3 separate regions of the Homo sapiens genome follow, and all the other regions are linked to region 2. A link is a loop called in an ENCODE intact Hi-C map of the cell type or tissue named here. Cell type or tissue: heart left ventricle. All regions are shown on one strand. Region 1 has its middle 43 kb from the start of LINC00502. Region 2 overlaps PCGF5 (polycomb group ring finger 5). Region 3 holds the start of LINC00502 (long intergenic non-protein coding RNA 502).

Region 1 (5,000 bases), 160 kb before region 2:
GATATTGGCCTGTAGTTTTCTATTTTTGTTGTGTCATTTTCTTGTTTTGGTATCAGAGAGATACTGGCCTCAGAATGAGTTACAGTAGAATCCCTTCTCCTCAATTATTTGGAATAGTTTCAGTAGGTTGGTACTAGTTATTCTTTATACATTTGGTAGACTTTAACTGTGAGTTCAGATAGCCCTGGGCTTTTCTTTGTTGGGAGGATTTTGTTTTCATTTTAATATTGATTCAGTCTTGCTGCTTGTTATTGATCTGTTCAGGTTTTCTGTTTCTTCCTGGTTCAATCTTGGGAGGTTGTATGTTTCTAGGAATGTGGCCATTTCCTCTAGGTTTTCTAGTTTATAAGTGTATAGTTGTTCATAATAGTATCTGTTGATTTTTTTATATTTTTTTAGTATTAGTTTTAATGTCTCCGCTATCATTTCTGATTTTGTTTATTTGGGTCTTCTCCTTTTCTTGGTTAGTCTAGTTGGTGGTTTATGATTTTATCTTTTGGAAGAACCAACTTTTCATATCATTGATCCTTTGTATTTTTAGTCTCTATTTCATTTGGTTCTGCTCTGATCTTTGTTATTTCTTTTCTTCTGCTAATATGAGTTTGATTTGCCCTTAATTCCTTGAGGTACATGATTAGATTGTTAATTTATAATCTTTCCACTTTATTAACGTAGGCATTTAATGCTACAAACTCCCTTCCTCGCACAGTTTCTGCCATATCCTACAGGTTTTGTTATGTTGTACTTCCATTTTCATTTGCTTCCAAATGTTTTCATCTCTGTTTTAATGTATTCATTGAATACAGTGGTCATTCAAGAGCATGCTGTTTAATTTCTATGTATTTATATAGTTTCTGAAGTTTCTCTAACTTTATTCTACTGTGATCTGAGAAGATGCTTGATATGATTTCAATTTTTAAAAATTTGTTGAGACTTGTTTTGTGGCCTAACATATGTTCTATCTTGGAGAATGTTTCATGTTCTGATGAAAAGAATGTATATTCTGCAGCTGTTAGGTAGAATGTTCTATAATTTGGACTTATATTTTTAAATTCCCTAATGAAATTTTTTTTTTTTTTACATTTTCTGGTCTCTTTCTATAACACCTTTAATATAATAGTTGTTATACTTTATTGAAACCTTACTTATTCTTTCAAATGCTTTTCCTTCTATATATTCCCTGTTTTTTTCATTTAGCCATCCTCAGACACCAGATACTCAATTTAAATTTCACCATCACTGGCTTCCCTGATAACCCTTTAAAGACAAGTCTAGGCTTGAACAGTAATTTCAGGTCTACTACCTGCTACCCAAGGAGACCATGGAGCTTGAACTCAGGTCTCTTTAACACCTAAACCTGGGTTCTTCTCATTTCTCCACTCTCTCTTCCAATCAGCGGGTCTGTTGGATGTATCACAAATATGTGCCTCATGTCCTAATATTACTTTTTAGTGGGCATGAATAATTTATTCTATCTCCCTTTCATGTGGAGCTGTATACATGTGAAACTTATACCTGTGGAGCTGCACTCTTCTTCAAGACAGATTACAGGCACTTCAAAGAGGTGAAGACATTCACAATTCCAGCCAGGGGTGGATCTAGGCTGCTTACATCTTGAGTGGCATTTACCATGACATTCAAGGCCTTCATTCACCCCTCCCCTGAAGGTTCCAGCTGCACAATGCTGATGTGCTAACTGGTGCCCTTCTAAGTTCGTGTCTTCCAGTGTTAATGGAAAATAGTAACATGTTTTTACCTTATTTTTGTTCTACTTTGAACACAGAGAAATCCCTAAGCCCTTCTGTTTATAGGACCCCTTTTAGGTTTCCATATTTGTAGTTTTGTCCAGAACCAAAGTCAGCCTGGATTTATATTTGAAATTTCCTTAAATGTAGAGAAGAGGAAGAGGAAGGAAAAGGCTGTTGTTGTGGAATGCCTATGCACTGAGAACAGCAAAAGAACCATTTTTGGTTTTGCCCAAATTAGCATTGCTAGATAAATTGGGAGCCTTATATCTTTCCAGTTGCCAGGAGAGCATGCCAGCTAATTTTAGCCCGTTGTGTAAATATAACCAGCACTGGTATGCACTGGCCTTTAAGATTCACAAGGGTCAATGATGTCCTGCAACAGCCAGAGGAGTGCCTACACTCGCCCAATATTGACTGAACTTCCTGGGTCCTTAGTTTCCTGTGTCTCCCAGACATATTAATTTTCCTTGGAAGTGACCTTGGAGATCCCTTGGCCTGACCCCCTGCCCGGGGCATGGCCTTTTCCATGTCTTTGGACAGAAAATTGCCACAGCAAAGTAGCAACATTCTGCAGCCCTTAAGGCAGGTGCAGCCTCGTTTTCTCTCAACAGTGTAACTCTCAGGCAGAAGAGCTAAGAATAAAGTTTTAGAAGGAAATACTGAGTATGATCCTATTTTGTCTTCCTAAAAAATGCTTTTTTTTTTTTTTACTCAACTCCTGAAACACCCTGTTCCCCAATGAATATGCTATAGCTAAATGTAATTGTTTTCTAATCTAATTGCCAGAAGAGGTCACAATAGAGCTTATACAACCAACTCTCTGAATCCTATCTGCTCTACAACTAGCAGGGGCAGATGATAGTCTCTGGGAGGTGAATACGACTGAAGCAGAGGAAAATCACAAAGGAGGAAGCCGCTCCAGCTCCCACCGAGAGATCAGGCTTTAAGTTGTACTGTCCCTCAGTATCCTTATCTGCTAAATTGAAGTGTTTATATATTGTTCCTACCTCTCAGAGATTTTATGGAGTTTAAATGAGTTAATGCATGCCAAACTGTTAGAAGAGCTCTTGGAAAATGATAAATGCTTAATACATGTTGGTATAGTTTGGACGTTTGTCCCCTCCAAATATTATGTTGAAATGTAATCCCAAATGTTGGAGGTGGGGCCTGGTGGGAGGTATTTGGATCATGGGGGTGGACCCCTCACGAATGGTTTTGTGCCTTCCCCATGGTAATAAGTGACTTCTCGCTCTGTTAGTTCATGTGAGAACTGGTTATTTAAAGAGCCTGGCACCTCCCGTCCCCACCCCACTACCTCCTGGCTCCCCCTCTCACCATGTGGTGTGCCAGCTCTGTTTCCCCTTCTGCTATGATTGTAAACTTCCTGAGGCCATCACCAGAAGCCAAGCAGATGCCGGCGCTATGCTTCCTATATAGCCTGCAGAACCATGAGCCAGTTAAACCTCTTTTCTTTATAAATTACTCAGTCTCGGATATTCCTTTATAATGATGCAAACACAGCCTAATACAAATGTTGGCCATTGTTTTATTATTGTTATATGGATTGAAATCACAATTCCCATTTACTAGATGGAGGACCTAAGGCTAGATTTCCTCATCTGCAAAATGGGCATAAGGAAAAGTCCTGCCTCATAAAGTTGCTGTTAGGATCAAATGAATTGAAAGGTATAAAGCTCCTGGCTTTTGCCTGGTCCTTGTGTGTGCCCAGAGTGTGGCAGTTCCTCTTGTTATTTCTTCAGGTGCTTAAGAATCTCTTCACTCGGCAATCACATCTGCTTGCAAACCACTCAGATTGTTCCAAAGACAATTTCAGAGTGGCTAAAGACATTGAGCAGGAGATGTGTACTGTTCATTTTCAGTATTTTTTCTTGATGGCTACAGAGAGTAAAGTAATGATAAATACAAAATGGCTACAAAATATGTAAAGACATAAAATATGTTAAAATAACCATGAAATAGGGTTCAAGAGAGAAAAGGAACATTTCCTTTGTCTTGTTTCTGGGTTTTGCTTTGAGGGTTTCATCTTGTTTGTTTGGGTTTTATTTGTTTTTATCTTAGAGTTAATCACAAGGGTGAGAGTGTGATAGAGTGATTAGCCAAAGTAGACTAGCTATGCTGCTATTCTACCCAAAGACCCTCGGCAGACATACATAATAACAGAGACAAGTAAAATTGGAGTATTATTTCTCTATAGATGACATGTCCCTAAGAAAGCCCTGCTGGGCTAATAAACACTATGGGATAATCCCCCATGTTCTTCTCATTCATTTAAGTATGTGTCATGGTATTTCTTTTCAGAAGCCAATTGATCCTGCTCTATTTTTGCTTAGACTAATATTAAAATTAGTTTGCATTTCCTAAGGTAGCCAAGCAATTGGAGTAAGATAGTGACATGGAGAGGGAGTTAGCTCAGACTGTTAAAAGTGGCAGCAGAACAGCTAAAAGCAAATAACCTAAAAACAGAAATCAGGAGGAAATTCCTTCTTTAAGGTGGAATATTGCTAGATTATTTTCTTTTCATGAAAGAAGCACTTCTTTTAGGTAAACCATTGCTTGTATTAAAAACTCCCAGTTTTTCCTCATTTGTTTCTAAAGACTTAATTCTAATGATAAAGTTACAATGTGTGGTCCTCAGCAAACACTTCTCACTGTAGATCTTTCCACTCTCCCCATGACTCTCAGGGGAGTTGCAGTCAAACTATGCTATTGTATAATAACGGGCTGTGACAAACAAGTAGGGAGAAATTGCTCCTGTCTAACCTCAAACCTCCATATGAAAAGGTTGCATGTTTATGGAGCTAGTGAAAGGAGCACAGGCCCAGAAATCAGACATACTTTGAGTTTAAAACCCTGTTCTCTAAACCACAAGTTATGTGACCTAGGAAGAATTTCTTAACTCCTCAGAACTTTTTAACAAGAACTGTTGTCCTACTTTGCATTGCTTGCTTTTAGCTCAGTAAAAGTTAGTGCTTTGCATGCATGATTCTTTTTAAGCTTTATGACACCTCTGTGAGGTTGGCATTATTATTAGTCACGTTTTATAGATGAGAAAACCAAAGCTACTGATTCAAAAGTCATGCCTTGCTACCGTAAGCCTTCTATAGTGCTACTAATGAATGCTGCACACGGCTTGAATGGCCCTCATGAGAGGATACTGACATGCATGGAGATTTGGTTCACAGATACTCTAAACAGACTGCACCGGTATTTGCCACTAGTGGGAGCAGACAG
Region 2 (5,000 bases):
TTCATGCACCCTTTTATTTACATTACGAACCTTTTTCTCTATATGAGATTTTATATAAATGAGTGTAAATCTGAAGTCACTTTAGTGAGGGTAATTGGAAATAGAGGAAATTGGACTTTGGGAAGAGAAAAGGGAGATAAAAGAGAAGATTGGCTAGGTGTTTATAGTGGTAATTTCTAGGGAGCTAAAGGAAGCTGAAGTAAGAAATAGCCACAGCTTGCAACTAAACAGTGAAGAGTTTTTTGTTTTATTTTGTATGTTTGCCTCTAAAGGAGAGGGAGCTGAGATGTGGCTGAGAGCCAGATCAGGAGATTTTACTATGCTCTGATATTCTGGAATGAAGTTTTTATAAGTAGAGCTCAGGTGATACAAACTTATACATCATGGAAATTTAGAAAGTATTTCTGGGTGCTTATGGGAATTTTCTCCATCACCCAGATTTCTCCTCTGGGTCCCAAAAGACTCAGCAATTAGTAATTTTTAATAATAATTTCAGCAAAGGGGCAAACATTACTGAGCAGATAAAAGGCTTTTAGTGTATATATATATATATATATATATATATATATATATATATATATATATATGTATAAAATCTACACAAAGGGATATTAAAATTATAAGAAACTAGTATCGCTCCCATTTTTTTAAATATGAGATTTAATTTAGGATGTCCTAAATATCATTTAAAGTTATTCAAGAATGTGTGTGTGTTCTTATAGGGTCACTTGTAAGTTCAGCCTCCCAATCTTGGTTTTCCCATAAGATCATAGGATTGTCAATTATACATGATTAAGGTGGATGAGATCTCCCTTTTTTAATCTGTAAAATGGAGATTATCATTTTATTCGTTCAACTTAACTGTGCAAGGCTGTTAGAGCAGGGGAAGTTTGAGAATAGTTTTGATGCTAGAATAAGGTAACAAGAGACTATTTTTTATCTGTAACAACAACAACAAAAAAATGGCAAAGAAGCTAAGCCTGGCCAAAAAAATAACTAGGGCTTGTTTTACCCACGTGTACACTGCAATTAAACAATAACAACCAATTATAGTAGTAGTGCTCTAGTAAAAATACAGATAAGATAAGGCTAATTAAATATTCCAGTTTTTGACTGCCTATTCAAGAGGACAGGAGCCTGAGGGATTGTCATCAGAAGTTACGTGGTAGGTTTACTCTATGGTTCTACGTATCACAGTTTAACTTGTGAAGGGCTGTAGCCTACTTTGTGAATTTTATCTCCCTTTTCCTATTGTTTCTCCCATTTTAAAGTATTTCTGGTATTTGGTCTTTAGCTTGGGTGGAGAATTCAGATTTTTTGTTGGAGCTAGGAGTTTGGTTCATAGAAGGCAACTCCTATCTATGTATATTCTCTATAAATAAGGAGAAGAAAACATGTAGAAAAAAGAGAACCCACCTCCCCGCTCTATGGTATACCTGTAGTGCTTTTACTACAGTCATCAAAAAGGATCTGGCCAGTCACTTTGCAGGGAAGCTTTTCTACAAGTAATGTTTAGCTGGCTGATTTTTTCAAGTGTTAGCTTAGAGGTATCTCATCTGGAAATCGTCCCTGCTTCACTCCCAAAGTTTGGGTTTATTGTCTCTTTTATATGTGCATGCATAGTCCATTTTACCTCTCACATCCTGTATTTGTCTGGTTTTTTCTTTTTTTTTTTTTTTTAGCTTGCCTTTATTTGATTCCATACCCTGACCACTGTGAGAGAGAGGATGATAGCTCTAGTTTCAGTATTGTTCCCTCAGGCCTTGTATGATGTGTATCCAACATATAGTTAGAACTACTCAACAGATGAATGATAAATATAGCTGCATTATTTATAGGCTACAGGTTTGTAATAGGTGAAATACATTTGTATATAATATAAAGTATGCCATTGAGATATCTTTAATGGAGTTGTAACATGTTATGTATTAATAGCTATATACATGTTAAAAAGCTAATTCATTATACTCGTTTTTTTTCACTGGCTGATTTTATGAATAGTAATTTGAAATTTTGAGAACTTAATTTTATCATTTGAAAAGTATTTGGTTTTAATTTGAATATATACTTATTTATAAACGAGTATAATTTATATATACACCTATAAATAATTTGGAAGTATTTTTATATATTCTGTCCACTTTCTAACATAGTCTAATTACTAATTGTAATCATTTTTTTGGCTAAATACAGCTAGTCCTGAATCTTTCATTTGGATGTCCCAATGAGCCTAGAAATCTTAAGCTATGTTAATAAGTTTCCAATTTTTTTTTTTTTTTTTTACAAAATATTTCCATTGCTGAGTTGGTTGGAACATTTTAAAGATACTAAGTTCTTCTTCAAAAACTGTTAGGAAATTTTTTAAAGTTGATTTTTGTTTTGATTATCAATGTATGATTGCTTAACTTTAAAATCAACTTTGATTTATAGCTAACTTAGTTTTGTTTAAATTATACAGATGATACTTCAAAAGCTGACAAACCGAAAGTAGATGAAGAAGGTGATGAAAATGAAGATGATAAAGATTATCACAGAAGTGACCCACAAATTGCTATCTGTCTAGATTGTTTACGAAATAATGGGCAATCAGGGGACAATGTAGTAAAGGTGAGTGAACAAGTACTATGGTATTTTTATGATCAGTTTATAGTAAACCCTTGATAATTTGTTGACAAATTTTCTAATGCTTCAAAATGTTTGCTTTCAAAGTTTTAATTAACATAATTAAATAAAATGCCATTCTTTGACAATCCTATGCTTAGAAATGGTTACTATTCCCACAACTGAACTGTCTTGGGCCAATGCCACCATCTAGTGGCTAATGCCCAGAATCACACCTCTGTTTCTCCTTTTATACCTTTGCTGGAAATTCATATGCATGGTTTCTGTTTTTTAGAGTGGTGACCAACTTAGACTTAGAGAATTTCATGTCACTGGTAGTTCTAGCCCTTTTATTCATTCTCTTCTAATTTTATCCTTTATTTCTCTATTTTTATTTGCAACTCAACAAGATTTCCATGTCAGAGCTAACATATTTTGTGAATAATTTAATCAATTAGTTTTGAAGTAAAATTAGATGTTGTAAAATGCCTCTGAACTTTTAAACTCCTTGAAGGCCCTCAGTTATTTCCTATAGAATCTCCATTTCTGGTACTGTTTTCCTCTGCCTCTGCTAATTGAATCTTTCCTTAGAGGATCTTTATAGGAAGTTTAAAACACTCTGCTTTTATAGATTTTCTTTGGTCTTTAAATGGTGTTACTTTAATAATGTTTTCTACCTTTTTATTACAAGCAGCTTTTATTTTTATTACAAATCTTCACTACTTCAGCTGTTAGATTTTTGTCACTTTATCCTAGCAAATGTCAGCCACTGAGAATATTGTTTATCTCTCTGTATTCTGTGTTTTATTCAAATGCCTATATTCATTGTCTCTAATTTTCTTTTACTTCCTCTGTGTACATCTATAGGCTAGTGGGTTGAATTTTTTACTAATACGTTTAATGGCATTTTCCTATTAGGAAGTGAAAAACAATTTTTCACTTCAGATTAAGTTTTCCTGGCATCTTATAACAACATATATGAGCACAGTAATTCAGTGAATATTTATCCACTATGTGAACAGTAGACAGTGAAGATGTAAGTAGTAAGAAAAAACATCTTTCACTCAAGGAACTTGGTTAGGTCTTATACATACAAATAGTTAAGGTAATTGATTTTGTTAAGGGGAATTTATTGGACAGGGCATGTAATAAAGTGCATCTATCTTTAGAGAAATGACCACTGTACCTATTTATCCTTACAGTATTTTCAGTTGTTTCTTATGGTCTTTCCCAAAAGTCATCCCCCTTTTTGGGAAGTTCTTTTTCATAGAGTTCATGGTCATCCTTTAGCTCTCCAATACATGAGTTAGCTCATACTGAAAGTTAAATCAATGGAAAGGCTGAATATCTTCTCATAAACAAACGTAAAGTCCACTTCTCTGCATGATTTCTCATATGAAAGTATAAAAGATTGAATTTTAGAAATTTATTTGAAAAATTAACCACCCCTGCTTGTTGTTCTCCTTTTTGACATCTTTGACACTTTGCTATTCTAGTTGACCTTTTATCCATTCACTTTTTCCTTTATGGACTTTTCTTCATCCTTGTACCTTCATTCTTAGTTTATAAATGACTTTTACTAAGCTACCCTGATTCTTCCTTTTTTTCCTGTGGCATTCCTGCTTTGTCTCCACTGCCTCTACTTCTTGCCTTCTACTTGATATATGTAAGTATGTCCTAATACTTTCTCTGTATCTATTTTAGGAGATCTTCTCCATTTTCTGTGTGGCTTCAACTACGCAAAGGATTTTTTAACTTTTATTTTAGGTTCAGGAGGACATGTGCAGGTTTCTTACATAAGTAAATTGTGTGTCACAGGTTTGGCGTAAGGTTATTTTGTCACCCAGGTAATAGGCATAATAGTCAATAGGTAGTTTTTCAATCCTGTCTCGCCCCCTACCATTCCACCTTCAAGTAGGGCCTCATGTCTGTTGTTCTCTTCTTTATGCAAAGGACTTTTAAGTCCTCATTTCCAGCCCTGCTTTGTTTCCCAAGCTGAAGTGTTATGTCTCTATTTTTAAATAGACCAGTTGAGAGTTTCACTAACACCGGAAACTTGACTTGTCTAAGTTGTCTAATTCATTATACTTTCATCTAACTTTGGTCCAAACATGCAGTTTTAGTTATGACTGCTGTCTTTCAGCCAATCAAATAAGTTCAAAAGCTTCGCGTCATCTTTGATCTGTTACTCTTTTCTTTCAACCAGTCACTAAGTCCTGCAAAATTCCCCCAGTTTAGTGCTGCTCACCCTTATATCTACATTTTTTAAGTAGTTATTAAGTGTTTTCTGTACCCTTAATTTTTCTTTTGTTATCCAGGGCTAGGGCCACTTGCCTGAGTGTGTGTAAGGCCCAGAGTGAGGGCCATGACCAATCTCAGGGTCAGATGGTAAGTATTTT
Region 3 (5,000 bases), 210 kb before region 2:
CAGATTGGAACCTTTGTATGTAATTCAACACTTCATTTTGATTTAAGAAATGTCAATGAGCTTCCTCTATGCGCCTGGGTTTGAGTGATCCTGGGACTGTAGGACTATGTCTACATTTCATCTACAATGTACCTTGGCCATAGCCTTTGCAAACAAAAAGTTTATCAGTTGCTCACGTTTAAGGCAACTTCTCTGCTTTCAGAAAATTTATAATCTGGCAGAAGAATAATAGCGAGCACACACAAAACAATACATAAAGTAGTATGATACAACGGGAAGTGTTTTAGGCTGGAAATCAAGAGCTCATATCAGAGTGGTAGCTCTGCCATCTATAGATGGTGACACAACATTTCTTTACTTCTCTGAACCCCAAAGTTCTCATCTGTAAGGTGAAGTTGAACTAGATAATATCAGAGGGCTCCCTATGGACTCTACCTATGATCATATTCAAAATATCTTCTCTTGTCTCCATCTTCACCACTGTTCCCATCCAAACTAGCACTGTCTTGCTTCTCTACATCTGTAAAATTTCCTAGTGCTGCTTCCAGTCTTGCTATCCTAGAATTCATTATTGCAGTCAGAGTAATGTTTTGAAAACACGAATCATATCTTGCTACATGCCCCTCCCCCTCTGCCTAAAATCTTCCAACAGCTTCCAACTGCCCTTAGAATAGACCATAAGCTGCACAGATGGCTTTCCACACCCTCCGTAACCCGACCTTTCCTCCTGTGCTCTCTGACCTCACTGATTGAGTGTGTGCAGGAGTGTGTTCTCATCCTCACTCACTATGCTCTTACCACTTCTTTGTCCAAACCATGTCCCAACTAATTCTACCTGCTATTCCATCTAGAAAATTTCCTTTTCAGTGGACTCATATTTTCTGGTCTTTTTGCTTCAGGCACACTTAATTCTCTCTCTATCCCTCGAAGTGCAACCAGGGGATCAATGAGGTAAGGAAGAGAAATCAAGATTGGATTCTAGTCCAATCGAGAAATTAAGTCGAGGATGACATTAAGGTTTCTAATTTGGGAGACTAATGAAGGCTGGAACACAGAAGAGGAAGAGCAGGTTTGGAACAAGTGGAAGAAATTTCCAGTGGATAGTTTATTAAATCTTCACCCTTCTTTAGGTCCCTGTTCCTTACCTAGGACATGCAGCCTTCTTTTTTCAGGAAGAAGATGCTAAGCATAGTTAAAGCTAAGCTGTTTGCTATGCTCAGTGTTTGGACTATTTGGCCAATGCTCTTTGCTATTAGTCAGTGCCCAGCTGATCCAGGTGTTAACATTTTTCAATATCACTGTTACTAGTGATCTTTCAAGTTCCATGCTTCCCACTCTGAACCTTCCCTTGCTCTATTCTAGAAGGTCATCCCCAAGAAGCGCTTCTCAACATTTTCCTCCCCGGGACTTCTAAAGGCAGAAACTCCTGGATTTGAGGGTTTAGAGCCATCCAAGAAACAGGCCAAATTTATTTGAAAGCTCTTCTCTTAAATCCTTACAATTCATGAAAATTTATATTCTGCTTCACAAGAAATCTATACTTGTTTCAATATAAAAATAATGTTTAAAAGTACTATCAAGCATCACAGTTTAGAGAATGGGCTTCGAAGTCAGAAAGGTCAGAGTTTGGCTTGCGTCTCTGCCAATTACTTGTTGTTGGACCTGGAGCAAGTTCTTTGACCTCTCTAGGCCTCTGTGTCCCTCATGTGGTTGTTGACCACGTGGTCAATGTTCCATAGATTTAGCACCCTGAGGGCCAGAGTCTATCTTCTCTTCATTTGTGTCTCCCACACAGACACCAGAGGAGTGTCCTGTCCGCAGAAGGCCCTTGGTGTGTGTTCATTCCTCTACATCAGACATTAGTGCACCTAGGGTTATCCCGTTTTTACCACTAGATGGAGAGCACGTATCCTAGAAGTTTTAATCCATTAGTAAGTGAGAGAGCAAACATTTGTCTGTCTTGTCTTCACCAAATCAACTTATTGAATGATGACAGAATCATTAAAACTAGCTTTCAATAAATGCAATTATAAGGTAACTTTATAACTTTCAGAACTATTTCTTTTTTTTTTTTTTTTGAGAAAGTGTCTTACTCTGTCACTCAGGCTGGAGTGCAGTGGTGCTATCATTGCTCACTGCAGCCTTGACCTCCCGGGCTCAAATGATCCTCCCACCTCATCCTCTGGAGTAGCTGGGAGTGCAGTTGCATGCCACCACTCTCAGCTAATTTTTTTTATATTTTTTGTAGAGACAGGCTTTTGCTGTGTTGCCCAGGCTGGTCTTGAATTCCTGGGCTCAAGTAATCCACCTGCCTCGGCCTCCCAAATTGTTGGGATTACAGGCGTGAGCCACTGTGCCCAGCCTCAGAACTATTTATGCTTAAAGTAATGAAAAGGTGAAAGCAAGGGAGAAACATTAACTTCAGGATAGTGGCTACCTCTGGGGATGGGATAAAATGGAATTGGGTAGGACGAGGAAACTCTAAATGTATCTGGCAGCTTATTTCTTACTTAAGAAAAGATATGAAGTAAAAAATGTTGGCCAGGTGCAGTGGCTGACACCTGGAATTCCAGCACTTTGGGAGGCCGAGGAGGGTGGATTACTTGAGGCCAGGGGTTCGAGGCCATCCTGGCCAACATGGTGAAACCCCATCTCTACTAAAAATATGAAAATTAGCCAGGTGGGGTGGCACGTGCTTGTAATCCCAGCTACTTGGGAGGCTGAGGCAGGAGGATTGCTTGAATCCAGGAGGCAGAGGTTACAGTGAGCCAAAATAACATCACTGCACTTCAGCCTGGGCAACAGAGTGAGACCCTATCTCAAAAATAAATAAACAAATAAATAAAATCTACAAAATGTCCAAAAATATTAACTTTGGGTGAATTCTGGGTAGTAGGGGAGAAAACTTAGATGTCTCATTACTTTCTGTATTTCTCTGTTTGAATTTTTTTGTAATTGTAAATGTTTTTTAAGTGAGGGAAAAACTCAAAGGTAAAATTTATGCTTACTGTGTCTAGCTCTATTTATGCTGCCTAACGAGCTCTTCAATGTTCTCAGAGATATGCAATTTGCAAAAGGAAACAACAACAGAGCAAAAACCATACGGATGTCTCTCTACTTGGGCTCTCATGTTGCCACCCTTCTACTGAACCTTACATTTTGCCCTGAAGTTAAGTCTTTTAACGGTCATAGCTTAACTCAATTGCTAATTAGCTCTTGTCTCCAAACTGTATTGTTTTCAACTAATCTGAAAGGTGAAGAAAAGTTGTTTCCATACATCTGTTCAGGTTGGTATTCCATGTAACAAACTACCCCAAAACTTAATGGCATAAGACAACCATTTTATTATGTTCCTGGATTCTGTGGGGCAAGAATTTGGACAGAATACAGTGGGGATACTTTGTCTCTGCTCCATTATATATGGGGTCACAACTTGGGGGTGACTTGACAGTGGGGAGTAACTTACTTGATGACTGAGAGCAAAACTCATTGGGAGGTGTATTCACTCCTGTGTCTGGTTGTTGATACTGGCTCTTGACTGACACCTCAGCTGGGGCTGTCTACAGAGTCATCTACTCATTACAATCATGTCACTATGGTTGGCTCAGATTCCCAGGGAGAGGTCAGAGACTCCCACCTCTCAATGGGAAGGGTGTCAAAGAATTTGCATGCATATTTTAAACCCCCCACAATATCCTTTTAACTCTGTTGTTACAATGAAGTGGTTTGATAAGTCTGGACCCCACTTTCTCTTTGTTTACTCAAGTAATCCGTAGGGGGAACATTTAAGTGTATCCACTAAATTGTCTAGGAACATGTCTGGTCAAGTTATAGCAGCTCAGATTATAAACTAATAAGAGTATTTATTTTATTAGTACTATTCCTTGTGAAAGCAGACTAGTTTTTTAAAAAATGACCATTCAACATAAAGGTATACATCATAAATAACTCATAGAATGAAATTTTCACCACCAATGAAATATTGTCCAAGGCGGACTCCATTATCTATTGCTGCACAGCAAATTACTCTATAATTTATGGCTTTGTGGATTTAAAACAACAAACATTTATTATCTCACAGCCTCTGTGGGTCAGGAATTTGTGAATAGTTTAACTCGGTGACTCTGCCTCGGGGTCTCTCCTGCAGTTTCAGTTAAGATATTGTCTAGGACTGTGTCATCTGAAGGCTTGACTGGGGCTGAAGGAGCTGTTTCCAGCATGGCTCACTCTCATGGCTGTTGGCAAGAGGCCCCAGGTCCTACCATGTGGACTTCTCCATAGGACTGCTTGAGTGTTCTCATGACATGACAACCAGCTTCTTCCAGAGTAAGAGATCCCAAAGAGAGCAAAGAGGAAGCCAGAGGTATCTTTTATGTCCTAGTCTTTGTAAGTGACATGCTATCACCCCTGCCATATTCTCTACATTAGAAAGTGAGTTACTAAGTCCCACTCACATTCCAGGCAAAAGACATCAAACTCCATCTCTTGAAGGGAGGCATAGCAAAGACTCTGTGATGATATAGTAAGACTACCACAGGGAGCTGAAAAAAGGCCTCTCTCACTCCATCTTGAAGGAATCTGCCTTAGGGCATCTGTCCTTATTGAGGAAATGAATGTGGGGAAACAAGTTGTTTCCATATGGAAAATTATACATCAATTTCCACTTTGTCATTCAGGTAGGAAACACACCTGGACTACTCTCTTCTATTCTGCTCCTATCTTCATAGGATAAGAACTATGATTCTTGCCAATAACAGCCTGGGGAATGCTTTGCATGTTTTATATTTACGTGCAACTGTGGTAATATCATGGAAGTATGGGTATTCCAGGGCCTATTCTAATGCCCTCATTGACACGAGGGTTCATTTGGTCAAGTCTCCTGGACAGGTTTGCTCTTTCTTGTATTCCATTCTATTGTGTATCTTTCAAAACTACAAACTTGAATGGTCAGGATGATAGATGGGGCTGTGCTTCAGGTCAAGGGAGATCATAAGATGCAG

The links. Hi-C counts contacts between places; a loop is a spot of excess contacts. Peaks named below come from ENCODE experiments on the same cell type or tissue, not always from the same donor. Only the 100,000 strongest peaks of a DNase experiment are listed, where the experiment ranks them.
Region 1: it touches region 2 in a loop (8-fold over the local background); 57 of 110 quality-filtered maps call a loop at or near these places.
Region 3: it touches region 2 in a loop (11-fold over the local background); 49 of 110 quality-filtered maps call a loop at or near these places.

The regions. Positions count from the first base shown.
Region 1 is chr10:91,086,392-91,091,391 of GRCh38, forward strand. No RefSeq gene overlaps it. Among named protein-coding and RNA genes, the nearest start is that of LINC00502, 43 kb to the left of the region's middle. In heart left ventricle, CTCF peaks have their summits at 2,544 (motif pointing right) and 4,972; no DNase peak of the experiment used is centred here; H3K27ac peaks cover 3,768 bases.
Region 2 is chr10:91,248,834-91,253,833 of GRCh38, forward strand. It overlaps PCGF5 (polycomb group ring finger 5), which reads left to right. Exons shown (of 10, transcript NM_032373.5): 6 at 2,459-2,607. Among named protein-coding and RNA genes, the nearest start is that of PCGF5, 31 kb to the left of the region's middle. In heart left ventricle, CTCF peaks have their summits at 2,817 (motif pointing left) and 3,017; no DNase peak of the experiment used is centred here.
Region 3 is chr10:91,041,568-91,046,567 of GRCh38, forward strand. It overlaps LINC00502 (long intergenic non-protein coding RNA 502), which reads left to right and starts at 4,241. Exons shown (of 4, transcript NR_047467.2): 1 at 4,241-4,363. In heart left ventricle, a CTCF peak has its summit at 1,888 (motif pointing right); no DNase peak of the experiment used is centred here.